2 separate regions of the Mus musculus genome follow, and region 2 is linked to region 1. The links are chromatin loops, found by intact Hi-C in ENCODE. Cell type or tissue: heart. All regions are shown on one strand. Each heading gives the region's core, and the rest is flanking DNA. Links, peaks and the distances in the headings are about the cores only. Region 1 holds the start of Slc36a1 (solute carrier family 36 (proton/amino acid symporter), member 1). Region 2 overlaps Atox1 (antioxidant 1 copper chaperone).

Region 1 (10,058 bases), core at 786-8,785:
AGTTCTCTAACTGAGTCACAGCCACAAAAGCCCCTTACCCTGAGGCAGTCTTCCCACAGCGGCTGAGGTTAGGAGCCATCTTTGGCGGCCATCATCATTCCATCTACATTGGAGTTCTGTAAACTTTGTCCCAGCTTTGACCCCTTTCGGCCTGAGAAAGTTTTGTGTGTGTGTGTGTGTGTGTAGTTTAGGTATATAGATAAGTAAAATAGATGTAAGCATCAAACATTTACTGGTAACAGATCATAAGTATATTTGCTTTAAAATTGTACTGTCTCTGGGCATGGTGATGAACAGCTCTAATCTCAGCACCTGAGAGGCAGAGACCGGCAGATCTCTGTGAGTTCAAGGCCAGCCTGGTTTACAGAGTGAATTCCAGGACAGCCAGGGCTACACAGAGGATCTGTCCAGCAGCAGCAACAACAACAATGACAACAAAAACTGCCAATCTTACAATCATCAATTCCAAAAACATTGCTTTGGATAAATATGTAATACAAAATGGTACAAGCATACATAGAGTCACTTCAGAAATTATTGGAAATTTACACTATCTCAAGTCAAGACCTTTAATGATTTAAAAAAAAAAAAGACACTTAAGTCAGCAACTAAATCATGATTTGAAAAGAATTATCTGTACGTGTATGTGTGTGCCTGATAGACTATATGTGCACCACAGGTGTGTGCAGGAGCTACGGAGGACAGAAGATAGTGTGGGGTGCCCTGGAACTGGAATTCTGGTGGTTCTGAGCTTCTGGGTAGGTGCTGGGAGCTGAGCCTAGGTTCCCTTCAAGAGCAGCAAGAGCATGTAATTTCCGAGAGATGCCTTCATTCCTGAAAGCCCAAATTTAAGAATTAAACTTCCTAATAAAATCCAATCCAAAGATGGATTGATTTAACACATGCTGAGGAATGATTCTAGGAAAATATTTAAAATCTTTATCACTCACAACTCAGCTTTATGCTTCTATAAGAGTAGAGTCTAAATATACAGTAAAAGCATTGCAGTCTATAGCCTACAATGCAAGAGTTTGGAATATAGCCACGGCCATGCACACAGTAGGTGTGCTATGTGCTCAGAGCTAATCCATTCCATGCAGTTGTGGAGAGGACTTGAAGAAATGCCCAGGTTCAATATAGAACCTGAAGTAATTATTTTTGCCACTGCACATCCAGAAACCTTTGACCAGGACTAAGTTTTCACACACACACACACACACACACACACACACACACACACACACACACACACACACACCAGTTAGTTACATGACGCCATCTGAGGCCACAACCCACAGTTTAGGTAGCTGTGCTTTATGCCATACATCCTTGATTATCCAGGATAATCCCATTACAGTCCTGATGGTCACACAGCCTCTTTCATTCTCAAGTGTCCTGGCAGGCAGAGAACCACAAAAAAAAAAAAAAAACAAAGATTATTTGCAATATTAAAAAAAATTTTGAAAGCTCTTGATATAAAAGAACAAGGTTTATGTCGGCTAGCCGTAATTGTATCAGGAGCTCCAGCTACCTTAGGATCTGCCTGGTTGTGCCAACCTCGGTTTTGGACCAGGGACAGGTGAGTGTGCCTCACCTGGGTCCATGAACTGTGACATCCCGGTAGTTTGATCTTGCCTGCAGGTCAGTGCACATTGTAAACTGATATACCCCTTGGTATCTTGGCCTTACACCTCCACGTCCAGGCCTGCTGAGTTCCTACAGGGTTCTTCATTTCTCCTTCACATGAGCAGGGTGTTGCTGGCAAGACAGTCCCATTTAACCCCAGAATGCATGGAATAGTTTGCAACCATTTTCCCTGGGACCTCAGCTGCCGTGTTTGTACCTTAAAGGTATTAAATAGCTTCCTTCCTTCCTTCCTTCCTTCCTTCCTTCCTTCCTTCCTTCCTTCCTTCCTTCCTTCCTTCCTTCCCTCCCTACCTCCCACTCTCTTTCTCCCTCCCTCCTTCTCTCTCTCCCTCCCTCTCTCTCCCTCCTTCTCTCTTTCTCTTTCTCTTTCTCTCTCTCTCTCTCTCTCTCTCTCTCTTTCTTTCTTTCTTTCTTTCTTTCTGACACTGGGGATGGAACCTAGGTGTGTCTGGTGGCATTAACCTGTATACCAGTATTGCATCACGTGACATGATCTCTCTCTCTCTCTCTCTCTCTCTCTCTCTCTCTCTCTCTCTCTCTCACACACACACACACACACACCTGGGACAGGCTCTCTGTCTCTAAGCTGCAGCTCCAGCTTTAGCTATATACTTTGTCACAGTGTATCTTTAAATACTTTGCCACAAAAAAGATTATTTGCAATATTAAAAAAATTGTCCTTGTCTCCTTTCATGTCATCAAAAACCATAAGAAAAGAATCAAAACAGGCTGGGGAGATGGCTCGGTTGGGAAAGTGCTTATTGTGCAAGCATGAAGACTCAAGTTTGATTCCTAGAACCTATGTAAAAAAGCTGGATGTAGTAGCACAGGCTTGTAATCTCAGCGCTGGGAGGCTGAGACAGGCAGATCTTTGGGGCTCACGAGACACCCAGTCTACTTTACTTGGCAAGTTCCAGGCCACTAAGGGACCCCCTCTCTCTCAAAACAAACAAACAAAAAACAAAAACAAAACAAAAACAAAAACAAGGTAGGCTGGCAGGATGGTTGAGCCTGTAAATGGGGACAGACACCTCCCGGTGGTGCTGAACTGGCATCATCCCTTCCCTGACGTTTGCTCCCTCAAGCATCATCCTTGATTCCAAGACCATTTTTCGTTTCCTCAGTATTGTTCCCCTTCTTTGCAGCACAGTCCCTCCTATGTCCCCAGCTCACGGTGTCCTCACGGTGCCTGCAGAGCTTCTTCATAACAATTTTACCTTTCTTAGCTGTTGCTCTAAGATTAACAATGTCAACTCCATTCACTCCACTTAATGCGTTCTGGAATCATGTCGCTGTGACTTCCAAAATACTTTAAACTCTAACAGTGCTGAACGCTTCGCTCTAGCAAAGGTCTATGATTGTGAAGAGTGACATCGTTCTTGGGATACTGACAAAAAGGCACATGGCTTTCTATGTCCCAGCCACAATGGTTACTGTCGTGCAACAGCAGCACGGCGTTCACTGCATCCAGGGCCCGGAAGCTTGCTCTGGGAAAGGGGGTGCTAGAGGGGCCACCACTCGTGTCTTGGAGATCGACCATGTCTGAATCAGATAGTGTACAAGGAAACTTTGCACGGGCTCAGGCTCGTTGTAAGACGTAAGACCTTCAGCAGAGGACATGGCAGCTGAGTGTATTGAAGATGGAACCGAGAACAATGTATCCGCAAAGGAGAGCAGTGGCTGAGTATCTGGCATCTTAGGACCCATCACGTTTGAGGTGGGATATGGGTGGAGCTTAGGGGAAAGCAGAACTGACCTCCTTCTGTTAGATGCAGAAGGAGTTATCCAAAATTTCTCTCTAGCATGACCCCTTTAGGTGCCAGATCTTATGTGATTTGCAAACAACAAGGGAAGGGGGAGAATAGAGTAGGGCTTCCAACTGAACTTTCAAAATGGGTAACCCAAAGGGAACTCAGAAGGCTGCGCAGCAGGAAGTGATGGAGACAGACCTGGGATGTGGGTGGGAAGGAGGTTACTCTGCCACACTGCAAGCCTTGCTGGGCTAATACTCAGTACACCAAGGCAGTCCTCTGTAGTAGGGCTCTCAGCAGGAGAATCCAAATCTCCCTAGGTCTTGCCGGATGCCACTCATGGATGGGGATCTTGACCCAGCAAGTGTAGAGTGGGACTCTAGAAGTTGTATCATTTCTTGTTCATGTGTGTATATGTATGTGTATGCATCTGTGTATGTGTGGTGTATGGTTTATATGCTTGTGTATGTATGTATGTATGTATGTATGTATGTATGTATGTAGTATATGTAATATGTGTATGTGTGTATGTGTGTGTCGTGTATGAAGTATGTGTATGTGTGAAGTTGTCTTTGCATCTCTGTGTGTGTGGTATATGGAGTATATGCATGTGTGGTATGTACTGTTTATATCTCTGTGTGTATGGAGTACATGTATGTATGTGTGAGGTGTATGGAACATATGCATATGTGTATGTATGTATGTATGTATGTATGTATGTGTGAGGTGTATGAAGTATATGTGTGTGTATGGAGTATATGTATGTGTGTGTGGTATATGGAGTGTGTATGTGTGTGTGGTGTATGAAGTATGTGTATGTGTGAAGTTGTCTTTGCATCTCTGTGTGTGTGGTATATGGAGTATATGTATGTATGTGTGGTATATGTTTGTATGAGTATATGTGTATATGTGTCTGTGATGTATGGAGTATATGTTGTTTGTGTGTGTGTATGTGTGTGTGTGGTGTATGGAACATATGTGCATGTACGTATGTGTGTGGTGTACGAAATATATGTGTGTACATGGAGTATATGTACGTGTGTGGTGTATGGAGTATATGTATGTATATGGTGTATGGAGTATATGTCTGTGTGTATGTGGTGTATGGAGTATATGTATGTGTGTGTTTGTGGTGTATGGAGTATATTTATGTGTGTGGTGTATGGAGTGTGTGTGTGTGTGTATGTGTATGTGTGTAGCATATGGAGTATGTGTGTGTGTGTGTGGAGTGGGGCATCGGGGAGTCAGATGGTGACATTGTCTGCTTGAGTTGTTCCCTCAACTTTTTTTCCCCACAGGTTCTCTCACTGAACCTGAGCCCACTGTTTTGGCTAGATCAGTTAGTCTGCTGAAGAGACCAAGGGATCCTTCTGCTCTGGCCCCAAGCTCTGGTGTTACTGGCACACATTGTCTTGCCTGGCTCTTTATATGTACTGGGAATCTTAACTCAGGTTCTTATTGTATCCAGTAAACCATTTTCCCAGTAGCCCCTTTTAAATTTTTTTGAAGCAAGGTATCTTTAAATCACCCAGGGTATCCTTGAACTCACTCTATAACCCAAACAGGCCTTGAACTATTTTTCTTCTCTGCTCTGGTATTGCAGTCTTGTACCATCAGGCTTAGCTGCACGATTTATTTTTTAAAAGGTGCAAACTTGTGATTATAAACCAGTAAATGCACGTTAATATATGCTGAACAAATAAATTTTAGCAAGGCTAAAAATTACGGATATTTTGCATGCCGACTTCCCTGGAGACTGCCTCAAAATCTAGGTCGTCTGCCTTAGCTCTGTGGTGGTCTCAGAAGCACTGCCCTTTCTGAAGCAGCGGCTGACGGCCGCCAGGTGGCGCTGCAGAACAAGGGTCCGGGAGGAGGAGCACGGAATGGAGCGGCACGTGACCTGGGCTAGGGAGCCAGCATCACGTGACAGGGCCCGGAAGCGGCTGTCCAGGAGGCTAGAAAACCATGGCTAGGGGTCGGCGCTGAGGCTACGCGAGGTGGGCTGAGCAGGAGCGGGAGCCAGAGCCGGAGCCGGAGCCGGAGCGGGAGCCCGGGCCGGGCAGGGCCGACCGGTGAGTAGTGCGTGCCCTGCGCTGCAGTCGGGAGTCACCTCCTGCTGTAGCACCTCCCGCCAAACGGATGCTGCTGCTCAGGGACAGGTCACCCGTGGGGTGGGGTCTCCCATGCACCTTTGACAGGTGTTCAGTCATAGTTCCCAGGTGACATCGGCAGTCACTGACGGCTAGCTCGGACCAACCCTTCGTTTGCAGATGTGGCTGTTCGAGCTATGCCCTTGCCTTGGGTCACAGGGTACCAGACCGCAACTCCTTTCCTCCGAGAGTAGGGGAAACTGAGGTCCAGGGCTGTGTGTGGGCTTCCGAGGTATCCCTGCAGCAGGGTGTCAGCTTCTGCAACTGTTTGTTTTCTGCCACGTTGCCATCTGCGGGGAAACTCGCCCTGTGAAAAGGCACTTGTCCCTTCCGCTGTGGGTCGCGCGTCCTTGTTTAGCTCCGCTGTGTCTGGGCTCTCCACGCCAGGCTTGAGTTCTGGGTGTGGTTCTGTTCACTGATGGCTTTTTCCTTTCCTTTCCTTTCCTTTCCTTTCCTTTCCTTTCCTTTCCTTTCCTTTCCTTTCCTTTCCTTTCCTTCTTTTTTCCTCTCTCTCTCTCTCTCTCTCTCTCTCTTTCCTCATCACTCAGCAGGCTTCGTTTCTAACCGTTCTGCAGTTTTGTGGAAGTCACTTAGAAATATGAAATAGGACCTGGGATAGACTGGAGGGACCAAGAGAGCTCTAGGGCATGAAAAGCACAGATGTTAACTTGAAGACCGCTTGCTTTTTGTTTTGTTTTCTGAAATTTGACAGATTCAGGTAGCGACTGCTTATATGGATGGAATTAGGGGGTGGGGGCTTGTTGAGTCAGGATAGCAACATAGTGTCCTGGAAGGAATTGACTTTGGGGAATCTGCAGAGCGTGTTTTAGCTTTTGCCTCTTGCTTGATGCCTTAGGTGACTTTGAATCCTCCCTCACCCGGGTTTACATTTTCAGTGTATGAATGATGGTAGGGTCCTTTTGTTATGAAACTCATATTTTTCCTGTTTGATTTTGTTAGGAGAGATTTACCCCCTCCTTGTAATCTGTAGGCAGTAGCCTACAACAAGAGTAGATCTTGTTCTAAAAGAATTTTACCTGTTTCTAATTGTCTTGAATCTGCCCCCCCCCCATTTATGGCTCAACTAGACATTCATAATTTTAGTTGTCTTTCTCATGACCAAGATCTCTTTTGCCTCTAGTTTGCATCCTAATTTATAGTAACTAACAGGTACATTAGTGCATAGGGTTTTTTTTTGGATGGAACCCAGGGGTTCCAAACACTCTGGAAGTAGACTGCATCTACGGCCGGGCTTCTTAAAAGCTGTTGTTGAGGTTACAAGTAAGAGGCTCGACTCTCAGCCCTTGGCTTTGACCTGAGGCTGGGCCTGCTCTGGTGGGGTCTGTGCTGCTGCAGCCTCTTTGTTTTTATGTCTCTGTTTTCTCCTTAAACCCGGTGGCTGTTTGTTCAGCCTCCTGCCTGTTTAGCTGTCTTTGTCTAGCCGGGAGTCTATAAAGGAGAGAGGGATTTATGTATTTGGTTATTCAGGAGACTACAGTTAAGATCAGTGCGGTAAGGGAAGTGGTTTTGAGCATAAAAACTTTCAAGGAATCAGTTCTCTTTTGCTTTGGACACAGCGTGGAACTCCTTGTCACCACAGGGAGTTGTCATTGGGCATTTAATTGATTACCTTGGGGAACGTTGTAGGTGAAATTGCTGTGCTGGATAGAGAGCTGACCTAAATACAGTCAGTTGTGTTTTCCTTCTTTATCTCTGTCTCCCCCTCTCCATCCCCCCCCCATTCTCTCCGTCTCTCCCTGCCCTCCTATCCCCCTCCATAAGTCAGAGCACTGTCACAGGCACTGTCTATCTACCTTTGCCCTTGAGCTTGCTGATTGATTTGGTTGGGCTGGCTATGAGTCCCGTGGATTCCCTTTCTCCACCTCACCAGCGCCAGGATTCTGAGGACATGGTTGTCTTGTCCTGGGAACTAAACTCAGGTCCTATGTTTGCAAGGCAAGATTTTACTGACGGTTACCTCACCAGCATCCCATTGTCTTGCTTTTTGCCCCCACGCCAACCAACCTCTTGAGGGTTTCAGCTCTTAAACCTCTCGGCTTCTGGTTGCTTCTTTGCCCTGACTGGAAGCTAGACCTGCACTGGGCTGGTGAATGGCTTTGTTTCTGTTTCCAATGGCCAGGCAGCTGCTGCTAAACCATTTCTAGAACCCTGTTCCTGAAGTGATTTCTTTTTCCTGTGGAGGAGAGCCACATTTAATCTGTTGACCCGAACCCAAGCCTTGGGGATCTAACATCTTTCTCCTTTGGCCAGATGCAAAAAGCATCCTTTGGCTTCACAGATCGGCATGTAAGGTTCACAGCATGAAAACCCCAAGATGCAGAATCTGGGGCTACTCGTAACACATTGCTCTCGGAAACCTGACCATTTAATCGAAACTCAACGAGCTGCTTTTGTGTGCCGTGTGTGTGCCCCACACATCCTTGAGGGGTTGCTTTTCTTCGTGAACTCAGCAGTCTGTCTGTGTGAGTCGTTGCAGGGTTTCAGCACTTGACTCAACATTTTCAAGTTAAGGACTTTCCCAAGTCCTTGTCCTAGTTAGCTTTATATTGCTGTGACAAATATCACAGCCAAAAGCAACTGGGGGAGGAAAGGGTTTATTACATAGCTTTTATTATAGCTTATAGCCCATCATGAAGGGAATCAGGGCAGGGACTCAAGGCAGGAACTGAAGCAGAGGCCACAGGGAAACACTGACTTGCTTCCATGGATTGCTTGGCCTGCTTTCTTACACCAACCAGGGCCACTTGCTCACGGGTGACAGCATCTGTAGGGCAGTCTGATGTAGTGGGCGTTTTCTCAATTGAGCATCCCTTCTCCCAGGTGACTGTGAGGGCCACTCCTGATTGTCAACTTGACTACATCTGAAATTAATCAAAACCCAAGCAGCTAGGTACACCTGTGAGGGATTTTTTTTAAATTAAATCAATGGAAGCAGGAAGACCCATTTTTAATCCAGATTTTTTTGAGGTGGGCCACACCTTCTGGTGGCAGTCTGTGTAAAGGACATGGAAGAAGGAGGTTCTAATGTTTTGTTTTGTTCTTTTTTCTTTTTTGGCTTGCCCTCACAGTTGCTGACAAGTCCATACTGTCACTGGCATTAGAGCCAGTCTTCAGGATTCTGGCATACACCAAAGACCATCTAAGACACATCCATACTTGCGAATATATATATATATATATATATATATATAAAATTTTTTAAAATCCTCTAAAGACTCCTGACTAATACAGTGACCCTGGCTTGAAATATCAAGTTGACAAAAATCTGGACAATCTTGTACAGTGTTAATTGGAAAAAGCACTGCAAAGTTTCTGTAGAGACTTTTTCTGGTCCAGGCTGTCTCCATGGTAACAATCACTACCATCACTGAGGGTCCACTGTGTGCCAGGCAACACATCTGACCTTTATCTTATTTTCCTAACAGTATTACAGCTCGATGTACTGGTGATATCTCTCAGATGAAAGAGTCCAGACAAAAGCAGAGTGCCTTAGCTGGGGTTGCCTTCCCGGTGCCAACCATGCAGAACACCTCCAGCTGACCTAGCTCTGGGTCTAGTTTGGGGCCAGGCATTTTAGGGCATGTACTTTCTGGTGGTAGAAGGACGTTGGTCTGGGACTCTGATTTACTGCTGTCCTGGAATCTTGGGAGATCTTTCTGCATCTGTGGCTTGGGTGGGGCCATCTCTTTTGAAGTCGGGCCTGGCCCTAGCACTTAGTGTATGTAGAAACTGAGCATGCTTGCCTGTTCCTTAGCCACTGAGCAATGCTGACAACAGTTGTCCTGTGGCTGCCCCAGCATGGGACTCCTTGGGCATGAGGCTGGATTGCAGAATATACTCTGGTGGCCTGGGTTGAGTGCTGGCTGCCTGATGCTGTTTCTAACTGTTCTTGTAGATGTAAGCCCTTTTCACTTCCCTTCTTATAGACCACATTAGGCAATCCAGTCTGTGTCCTCTGTTCATGTCGTTAGAATTTGCTGTTTGCTCTGGGTTCCAAAGTCCTACTCACAACAGAAGAATAATGGACTGTACTTTCAGTTTGCAAATAATCCCCACGGAGGGCTAGAGAGATGGCTCAGAGGTTAATTGAATTTGTCTGGAACTCTTGATATCTTCTGACCTTGGTTTCCCAAGTAGCTGGGATTACCGGTCTATACCCCTAGGCTGGGCCAGGGTTCCCAGAACCCACATGGGAAGGACACAGCTGCTTGTAAGACTTCAGGAACTTGCCTTTTCTGACACAAAATGCACATAATAAATCTTAAAAACTGTTTAAAAGAATTAACACCGGCACCTGACTGTTGTGGGAGGCAAAGCCTGAAGTGTAGGCATCAAATATGATTATATATTTTGAAGCACTTTATATAAATTACTGTGATCAGGGTCACCTAGGAAGCTCAGTACAACTAAAGCTGTGGAGTGTTGGGGTGCACACCTGTAAGCAACACTTGCGTGGTTGACACAGGATAGCAGAGTTTGAGGCCAGTCT
Region 2 (10,058 bases), core at 1,309-9,308, 240 kb after region 1:
AAAGAAAAAGAAAAAAGACAGTGTAGTCACAAGTATGTGTGATCCAGTTGCATGTTTGGGGGCAGGGGAGCATTTGTTTTTAAAGTTTATTTTTAATTTTAATTGTCTGTATGCGTGTAGGTATGTGCAGGTAAAATTCCAGGGAGCCTTAGCTTACTGGGGACCCCCTGAGTGAACCACTCAGTGGAGCCGGAATTGATGCAAAAAGCAAGAGGACTTTATTGTTTCAGTGCACTTGGGTTGTCCCAGACCCAAAGGAGAGGTGGAGACCCCCAGTTATTATGTGGTTTCCAGAGGCAGAATAGAGGATCAGCAGCTAGGCACAATGATCAGTGGAACAGTGCACCCTTTAAACTGATTGGTCTTTAGGGAATGAGGTGACAAGGACTTCCCTTGTCTCAACTTGGGCAACAGTCTGTCCTGCGGAATGTGTCCCCACCCACAGGTCGGTCCTGCCCTGTGGTCTGAGGAATGTTAATTAGCCTTTCCCTTCTGGGGGGCAAGTGTTTCATGACCTTCCCAAGGTTCCTGAGCTGACCTTTCATGCACGTGTGTGCTGGATGCCTGAGGTGACAAGAGGTGTCAAGTCCTTTGGAGTTGGGGTTACAGGCCATTACAGGCCTCCCACATCATGGACGCTGGGAACCGAACACAGATTCTCTACAAGCAGCTTTCTATTCACAGCTACTGAGTCATCTCTCCAGCTCCACGTTCATTTATTTTGAGTTGGGGGTCTCCCTACATAGCCCAGGCTGGCCTCAACTCTTGACTCCCTGCTTCGACTTCCTGAGTGCTGGGATTAAGGTGTGCACCACTGTGGTCAGCATCCCACTTGTTTTTTGAGACCTGGTCTCTCTTTGACACCGACTGAGGCTCACTGACTGTGATAGGCCGGCTGACTGGCGAGACAAATCGTAATTCAATGCCATCCAGCGATTCAGACAGACATGAGAGAACAAATCTGAACTCTTCAAACAATGTACTTCAAGTAAGGTGTTGGGACTCCCGCCCCCACCCTGGGGGAGGGGAACTCATTTCTCAATTTCCCTTGAGTGAAACTGGGCAGGTGACTGAAGATGGAAGAGAAAAACTAACCTTTAACCCCAGCACACACACACGGGAGGCACAGGCAAATGGATCTCTGTGAGTTTCAGGTTAGCCTGGTCTACAGAGCAAATTCTAGGATGGCCAGAGATACACAGAGAAAACCTGTCTTTGGGGGTGGGGGAGAAGCAATAAATAAAATAGAATAAAATAGAAAACCAGCCCGGTGTGGTGGCGCACGCCTTTAATCCCAGCACTTGGGAGGCAGAGACAGGTGGATTTCTGAGTTCGAGGCCAGCCTGGTCTACAGAGTGAGTTCCAGGACAGCCAGGGCTATACAGAGAAATCCTGTCTCGGGAAAAAAAAAAAAAAAAAAAAAAAAAAAGAAAACCAATCACTTTACAGGGAAAGGTACTGGTGCAGTCAATCGTAATGCCCTTAGGTAATATGGCCAGTGCCAAGTCATGACACAGGCCCCTCTGCGACAATACAGTGAAGAAATGAAGAGGGTGTTTGACCTTCCCCAGCCCCAGTATAACCCAGGGAGAATGTTAGTCAACCATGTTTGCAGACAGCTTATAAAATACTTGGCCAGTGTTCTTCGAAAGTGGAAAATAAACAAACTGACAAGCGAGCTGCTTTTGTCATGAGCACCTCTGACCCTAGACTAGGATGGTGAGGGCAGGAGGGTTTGGAGTTCAAATCCAACCTGAGCTGCCTAAGGAGACACTGCTTCAGGGCAAGGGGAAAAAACTGGAAATATGAGGAGTGAGTGTCAGGGTGTGGCTCAGCTGGAAGAGTGCTTGCCCAGCGTGCCTGAAGCCCTGGGTTTCACCTCCAGTCCCATATAAACTGGATATGATGATGCATGTCCAAAACACTGGAGGCAGGAGGATCGGAAATTCCAGGCTAGCCTGAGCTTCATAAGATCCCGTGTCAAACACCCCGATTGGAGCTAGGAGAGCAAGAAGGCAGATGGGGGAAGCTACAGGGTTCAGTTCAGCCATGCCCAGGTCCAGGAGGCCCGAGGCGCCTGCCGTCACAGGAGGTTGACCTGCAGCAGATGACGAGGCTGAGGTGGCACTGGGAAGGTCTCAGTCCTACCGAGGGATATGGCACCCTGAGGGTTCCAGGCCGCTCATCTCTTTGTCCTGAGGTAATATGCCCCTCCTTCCTGCCATCCTTAGCCACCTCTGCCTCTCTGGCCCTCTAATTACTGGGCATGCACAGGGACCACAGCTTCTGTTTAGGCAACACGGGAGCCACGGGAGCAGCTGCCTCTGGGAGGACTGTTTCAAAATGAACCTGCACTGAGGGTAGAGGAGAAGCCAGGCACGGAGTGGGGTGTCAGTGATCTTGCACAGTGGAAAGATGGGGTGACGTGTTCTCAAGGGTGAGGCCCAGAAGCTGGTTCTGCTTGAATGCCTACCAGGCTGAAGACTGTGGGGTTATCTGCTTCCCCTGGGACCCCAGTGCCAGGCTGAGGCTAGACATCGAACCCCCACCGTGGCCCTCGATTCCACCCAGCTACATCAGGACCTTATAAGCTGGGGTCGGATCAGTGTAGCCCAGTCCCCCTTGGGCTCTCCCACCTTTCCTCAGCTTCCCTTATCAAAAAGGCATCCAGAAGGCTGAGCACGGTGGTGCACAAGTGTAATTCCAGCATTCAGGGGAGGGTCAGAAGTTCAAGGTGATCCCCAATTACAAAGTGAATTCGAGGTCAGCCTGGAGTACTTGAGATCCTGTCACACACACACACACAAACAAACAAAGGCACCAAGAAAAGATACTGCTGAGAGGCCCCTGGTCATTCAAGATTATTTGATTTGGATATTCTGCTCCCCAATATCCATGGGGGACAGAAGCTGGAGAGGGTGGGAGAGAGGAGAAAGAACAGGCTCTCTTTCTGGCATTACTACAGGGAAGAGCTAAGCTAATGTCTCACGTGTCACAACTTACCAGCCCTGGGCATGAGGAAGGCTGAAGGCAAGGGTGGGCTTCACACAGGAAACTCCCTGAGCGGTATCCAGAGCAGGGTGAGTACCCCAAGCCTAGGTTCTCAGGGGCATCACACCAGCCAAGGCTGGGGGACCACTCAACAGAAGCAAGGATGCACGACCACCTCTACTGTCCCCATTTCTGACACCCTGCCTACTCTACTCAACTCAGGAAGTACAGGGCTGGATGTAACTCATTGGTGAAGACCTTACTGATATGTGAGGAACAACAAATGGTTAATGGTGATTGAGGGAGAGAGTAGCACTCTTTTCAGTGGTGTAACCACTACTAAGGCACCCACACTCCTGTAAGCAACCCTTACCAGTGCTACTGCAAGCAACCTTAATGAACTCATATAGACACACACATACTCACACACACACACACACACACACACACACACACACACACAAATGGTAAAGTTTAAAGTAGCAGAATAAAGAAACTTGACTCATTTATATAAACTAAGTGGACACAGGGCCACCAAAAACACAGAATTCTAAAACTAGCCCTGACGGACACTCCCAAGAAATAACAGACTGGGGCTGTGTAAGAGATGGTACTAATTAAAGGAGATGCCATAAAGAGGGCAGTGGCCCAAGCAACTGACCCCTCCCATGAGGCACGGGCACAACCCTCCAGGCTCCACTGTTCCCTTCTCACAGTCTCTCTCTTAGCCACCTTCAGTTTTCCAACTGAAAGACAACATTCTCCTTTGTAGAACTGGCATCGTGAAGAATTGTGGGTAATCATCACTGTCATAGGAGTTACCACGATAACCATCTGTAATGGGATCCAATGCCTTCTTCTGCAGTGGCTGATGACAATGTACTCACATATATAAAATAAATATTTTTTTAAAAAGGCAAACAATCGGGACTGGAGTGATGGTTCCATGGGTAAGAGCGCTTGCTATGCAAGTGTGAGGACCCAAGTTCGGATCCCAGTGCCCACATAAAGAGCCAGGTGTAAGCCTGGCAGTGGTGGCGCATACCTTTAATCCCACCACTTGGGGAGGCAGAAGCAGGCAGATTTCTGAGTTCGAGGTCAGCCTGGTCTACAGAGTGAGTTCCAGGACAGCCAGGGCTACACAGAGAAACCCTGTCTTGAAAAACAAAAACCAAAACAAAACAAAAAGCCAGGTGTGCCTGTATGCATCTGTAACGTTAGTGCTATGGGAGGTGCAGACAGAGTAGTGCAGGCTTGCTGGAGGATCAGTGAGAGACTCTGTCTCAAGGGAATAAAGCACAGGGTGAAAGCAGGACACCTGCCGCTGTTCTCTTCTGGCCTCAGGCACTCACAGTTGAACGCAGAGGCAACGTATGTGCACACATACACAAACAAGGCTGGGGAAGCGGCTCTGTGATGGAAAGCTTGCTTGTTTAGCATGTTCAAGGTCCTGGGGTGGTGGTTAAGACCAACAAGACAAACAAGTAAAGCTGCCGTTGTTGGGTTGTGGGTGCACCAGATTGGAAAGGTCTGTTCTACATGAGCCTCCCTACGCCCTTGGGGAAACTTTGTAGAAGCATGGAGAGTTTGAAGAATCTAGAAACTGGGCTGGGGTTAGATTGGCATGCACAAAGTTCTAGCTTTGATCCCCACCATTGCATAAACCAGGCATGGTGGTGCATGTTTGCAATACTAGTACTCGGGAGGTGAAGGTAGAAGGTCTGAAAAATTCAAGGCCTTCCTTGACTACTCAGTAGTCCAAAAATGAAATAAACAGGGGCTGGAGAAATGGCTCTCTAGTTAAGAGATCAAATTGTTCTTTCAAAGGATTTGAGTTCAATTTCCAGTACCTACATCAGGTGGCTCACAACTGTAACTCTACCTCCAGGGGATTCAATGCCACTAGTTTCCAATGCAACATATCAGTAGATAGACAGACAGATTGGCTTCCAAGGACACCTGCAATTATAGCAATATCCACAGACAGACATACAGACACAGACAACACACTTAACAACACATGTTTTTTTGTGGAGAGCAGGTTTCAAGATAGGATTTCTCTGTGTAGCCCTGGCTGTCCCGGAACTCACTCTATAGACTAGGCTGGCCTTGAACTTAGCGATCTGCCTGCCTCTGCCTCCTGAGTGCTGGGATTAATACAAATCTTAAATAGCAGCAACTGAGGATATTTGAGACCATCTGCATTGCAACACCCTGTCAAGAAAAAAGAAAATCCAAACCAAATCAAAGATTTGGGCTGGGGGTGAGGGCTCACTGGGATTCAGTGGCTAGACACTCCAGCTGGAGTCGTCAAGCTCCAAGATCAGTAAGATACCTTGTCTTAAATGAGGAGGAGCAAGAGACTTGAAGACAGCAGACATAAGCTTGGGATGGCTTCTCTTAGGAGGTGAGCTGATCCAGGCTGCCTACTCCATTAGAACTGCCCAAGGCTTGAGTTAGTGGTGTCTTTAGGGCTAGGGACTTCTCAGGGGACAAACAGCTGCCTCTTCTACTATCCCAGTTGGTTGGGATCATTGCATTCAGCTGAGGCCCTTAGAATTCCTTCAGAAGGACCAAATCCAAAGAACACTGCCATCTAGTGGTCAAAAAACACCTACCAGGAGACTTAGGAAGAAGCCCTGTGCTCCTAAGGGACCACAAAGGCATTAATTGGCTCTAGACTCGTTTTGTTGGCAGTTGATTGACTGAGGGATCTTAGGCAGCTCAAGTTAGCCTCAAAGTCTCCACCCAGCTAAGGATCTCTCTTGTTTTCACTGCGAGAGGGCTGCGCCATAGGTGTGTTTTCCCATGTTACACCAGCACGTCTCCTCAGAGTGAAAGGATGTTTCGGTTCTCAGGTTCCTTGGAGTGAAGGATCTGTGATGGTCCAGATGAAGAAAATCCACTGGGAGAGATGAGCTGCCCAGACCCAGGTCATGGCTGGCCAAGGGCAGAGCTGATCTCGTCCTAGGCCCAGCAGGGTTGATTGCCTGGAAAATGCCCAAGGGTCCACATTCAGTTCCCTTCACCCACCTTTATCACTGTCTGTAACTCTAGCTCCGAGAGGTCTAATGTCCTCCTCTGGTCTCTTCAGGTACCCAGACAAACATGGCATACACTTGCAGATACACATACTTACTCATGGTGGCACATGCCACTAACCCAAGCACTTGGGAGGTAGAAGCAGGCGCTTCTGAGGAGTTCCAGGATAGCTACATAGGGATGCCCTGCCTCACAAAAACAGAGAACAATGGACGCTTTATAACCTTCCTATGCACAGCAGACAGTTGCATGGCTTTCTCTTGGCTTGGGAAAATGCAATTCTGGTTCTCAGTGTAAATGGGCAGAGCACTCCACATCATTTATGAGGTGGCTCTAGTTTCCTCTTTCCAGCTCCCTGACCCCAGCCTAGGTCTCAGACACCAAGTGTGTCCAGCATGGTCTTGGGGTCCAACTGGGCCATCTCTGGGGTTCCCAGCTTGGCAGCAACATATTGCCTCACACATTGGTTTTTTTTTTTTTTTTTTTTTTTTTGAAAGCTACACAGACTTTTAAAAAGTGATGACACACGTCTAACTTCAAAACTCAGGAGCAGAGGCAGGAAGATCTGAGTTTGAGGTCAGCCTGGTTTTCAGAGCCAATCCCAGGACAGCCAGGGCTGCAGAAAGAAACTCTGTCTTTAAAAAACAAGACAAAACAAACAAACAAAAAGCTACAGACTAAACACTGCCTTACTTTGCCAAGCGGTTCTGTAAAGGCAGTGGTGATCTTTGAGGGGAGGTCCTCCATCTGTGATCCATGACATATGGAAACGTTGGTGAGTAATGGATGCTGGGGTCTCTTTACTTTCTCTCTCAGGCCTTAAACCCTGAGAGGCTAAGTAAACCAGCTGGGAGTTGCTGGAACCCAAACCTCACTGGAGTAGCCTGTCTTCACAGTGGCTTCTTATTTTTCTAACTACTTCAAAGTCTCGTCTCTTACATTCAACTCACTTGGTGGCTTTTCAAATACAGAGTCTACATAGTGAGAAGAGAGAAAAATCACTGATCTGGCCCAATGATTCCCATTACAGAGAGGGCCAGAGAGGGCAGTGGGCTGCTCAAGATCACTCAGCAGAGAAGTGGCGTTGTGACCTTGAGTAGGAGGTCCTAGCAGCACAGGCAAGCACAGCAGCAGCTTGAAGATGTGCAAGCAGTACCGAGAACATACACCAGACACTTCATCAACAAACTCAGCTTGACTTTATTACATGGAAGCTTGCAGGGAGCCAGCGGGGAAGGCCTGTCTGGGCAGGAACTCCATGGCTGGGCTGGACTGGACTGAGCAGTTGGTGTTCCAGATCTGCCGGGGAGACCAGATCAACAGCCTAGGAGAAAGGGAAAATAAGACAGATCAATGGCGCCACCTACTGTGAGTGGGAAACATTGCATTTCAGTCTGTTCTACAGCCTCTCTGTAACTGCCCATGGTAACTGGTATCTGCAAAGGTGAAACTTTGTATGGTTAGAGTCTGTTACAAAGTAACCAGATGTGGAATTTTGGGTGAAAGGCAGGAACAACCTTTCCACACAGAGCTTAAACATGTTTGACACCTCCCAGACTAAAAAGTCTGAAAACTGGGCTTGGCCAACTTCTGTAATACCAACACTGGAGTAAGAAGCAGGAGGATCAGGAGTTCAAGGCCAACTTGAGCTACATGAAATCGTTAATAATAACTTTTTTTTTTTAAAAAAAGCCAGGAGGTGGTGGTGCACTCCTTTAATCCCAGTACTCCGGAGGCAGGGGGTTGGGGGTGGGGAAGCTCTGTGAGTTTCAGGTCTACATACAGAGTGAGCTCTAGAACTAGCAGACTGGCATTATCAGAGGAAGTAGTGCTGACGGACATGAGGTTTTTTTTCTCAGATAATTGTTCTGAAGTAGGTACCGATGTGGTTGTGTTCCACCATGAACGCATACAGTGCTTATGAATGGCAACCCATGAACACAGAAAACTACATCATGTCAACTACATTTTCACCTTGATAACGAAAGCCACAAGGAACAAGCTCGAAGGGTCTCGTCATAAGCAGGCGCCACTTTAGTTACAGAGACTGTTCGTCCTTCCTCTCAGTCCTTCTCCAGAGACCATGCTTATCAAAAACACAACCCTTTTCTCAAAGGTAAACAAACCCTTCTTGTTTTCTTTTTCTTTCTTTGTTCTTTTTGGTTTGTTTGTTTGTTTGTTTGAGACAGGGCTTCTCTGTATAGCCCTAGCTGTCCTGGGACTAACAATGTAGACCAGGCTGGCCTCGAACTCAGAGATCCACCTGCCTCTTGGCTGAGATTAAAGGTGTATGCCACCACCACCCAGCTAAATAAAAATTTTCGGGGGCTGATGAGATGGCTCAGCGGGTAAGAGCACTGACTGCTCTTCCAAAGGTTCTGAGTTCAAATCCCAGCAACCACATGGTGGATTACAACCACCCGTAATGAGATATGACACCTTCTTCTGGTGCATCTGAAGACAGCTACAGGGTACTTATGTATAATAATAAATAAATCTAAAAAAAAAATCATTAGAATGGTGTTGGTATGCATATCATCGTCTGTGTGTGAAGGTCGGCGGACAGGTTTATTCTCGCCTTCCACCTTTAGGTGGATTCTAGAGATCAAACGCAGGTCTCCAGGCTTGCACCCAAGGTGCCTTTACCCACTGAGCCATTTTCCTGCACCTCGTATACAACCTTACCTGGACGATTACCCAGGGGCTCACAGCTGTGATCACAGCATTTGAAGGGTTAGGACAGAAGGATTGTTGCCACTTCCAGATGGCCTGGGTTATACAGGGAGGCTCTACTTCAAAATGACTTTTAAAAAATAAATGAGACTATGCCGGGGCCTAGCAAACACAGAAGTGGATGCTCACAGTCAGCTATTGGATGGATCACAGGGCCCCCAATTGAGGAACTAGAGAAAGTACCCATGGAGCTAAAGGGAACTGCAACCCTATAGGTGGGACAACATTATGAACTAACCAGTACCCCGGAGCTCTTGTCTCTAGCTGCATATGTATCAAAAGATGGCCTAGTCGGCCATCAGTGGAAAGAGAGGCCCATTGGACACACAAACTTTATATGCCCCAGTACAGGGGGACGCCAGGGCTAAAAAGGGGGAGTCGGTGGGTAGGGGATTGGGGGGGTGGATATGGGGGACTTTTGGGATAGCATTGGAAATGTAAATGAGGAAAATACCTAATAAAAAATTTTAAAAAATAAAGAAAACCTTTACAAGGAGGTCCAAAACACAATAAGATTGTTTGGAAGAGATGGAGGCCAGGGCCCCACCCACAAACCCCAGGGATTCTGGACCATGCTGGATGCGCAGGTCCGAAGCACAGCAAAAGCTGCTGGTGTTGTCATCCTGTAGGGGACGAGCCTTTAGGAGGCTGCACAGGGACCAGGAGAGGCAGTGGGGCAGAATGGAGGGTTTGTGTCCTCCAGAGATCAAATCTCAGGTACAGGAAGCACGTCCAGGCTGTGCGAACCACAGCGGAGCTGAGCCCCAGACTCCACGCTGGCTCGTTCCTGGGAGAGGACCAAGTCCAGGGCCAGGAAAGGCAGGGAGCACTAACTTCTATTTCCTTCCTTATCTACATTTAGTGTGTGTGTGTGTGTTCTGAGTGTGTGTGGATGTGCATGTGTTGCGTGTGCGCGTGTAAAGGGCAAAAGACAATGTGAGGGACTCAGTTCTCTCCTTCCACCACATGGGAGATTGAACTCAAGTTGTCAGGCTCAGTAGCAGGCACCCTCATTTTCTGTCATTGTCCTTGTTAAATTTACTTTTTGAGTCAGGGTCTCTCTCTCTAACCCGGGTTAGCCTTGACTTCCTGGTTCTCCTCTCCTGCCTTAGCCTCCTGTGAACTGGATCGTCTTCACTTTTTAATTTGCTGGAATGTCCCATAGACACAGAACACATGGCTTAGGTTCCAAATGCTCACATTAAGGAGGATACTCTACACAAAGGGGAACCTCTCACCCCCAGTTGATTACAGCTGGCCTCTGCCAGGGGCCCTCATGGGTCACTGATAGA

The links. Peaks named below come from ENCODE experiments on the same cell type or tissue, not always from the same donor. Only the 100,000 strongest peaks of a DNase experiment are listed, where the experiment ranks them.
Region 2: it touches region 1 in a loop (6-fold over the local background); 32 of 42 quality-filtered maps call a loop at or near these places.

What each region holds. Positions count from the first base shown.
Region 1 is chr11:55,199,019-55,209,076 of GRCm38, forward strand. Slc36a1 (solute carrier family 36 (proton/amino acid symporter), member 1) reads left to right here and starts at 5,322. Exons shown (of 11, transcript NM_153139.4): 1 at 5,322-5,470. In heart, for the core only: no CTCF peak of the experiment used is centred there; a DNase peak (open chromatin) is centred at 5,283; H3K4me3 peaks cover 1,268 bases; H3K27ac peaks cover 613 bases; H3K27me3 peaks cover 478 bases.
Region 2 is chr11:55,439,428-55,449,485 of GRCm38, forward strand. Atox1 (antioxidant 1 copper chaperone) reads right to left here. Exons shown (of 4, transcript NM_009720.3): 4 at 7,210-7,357. Among named protein-coding and RNA genes, the nearest start is that of Atox1, 17 kb to the right of the region's middle. In heart, for the core only: CTCF peaks have their summits at 5,597 (motif pointing left), 5,805 and 7,412 (motif pointing left); DNase peaks (open chromatin) are centred at 5,584 and 7,324; H3K27ac peaks cover 2,325 bases.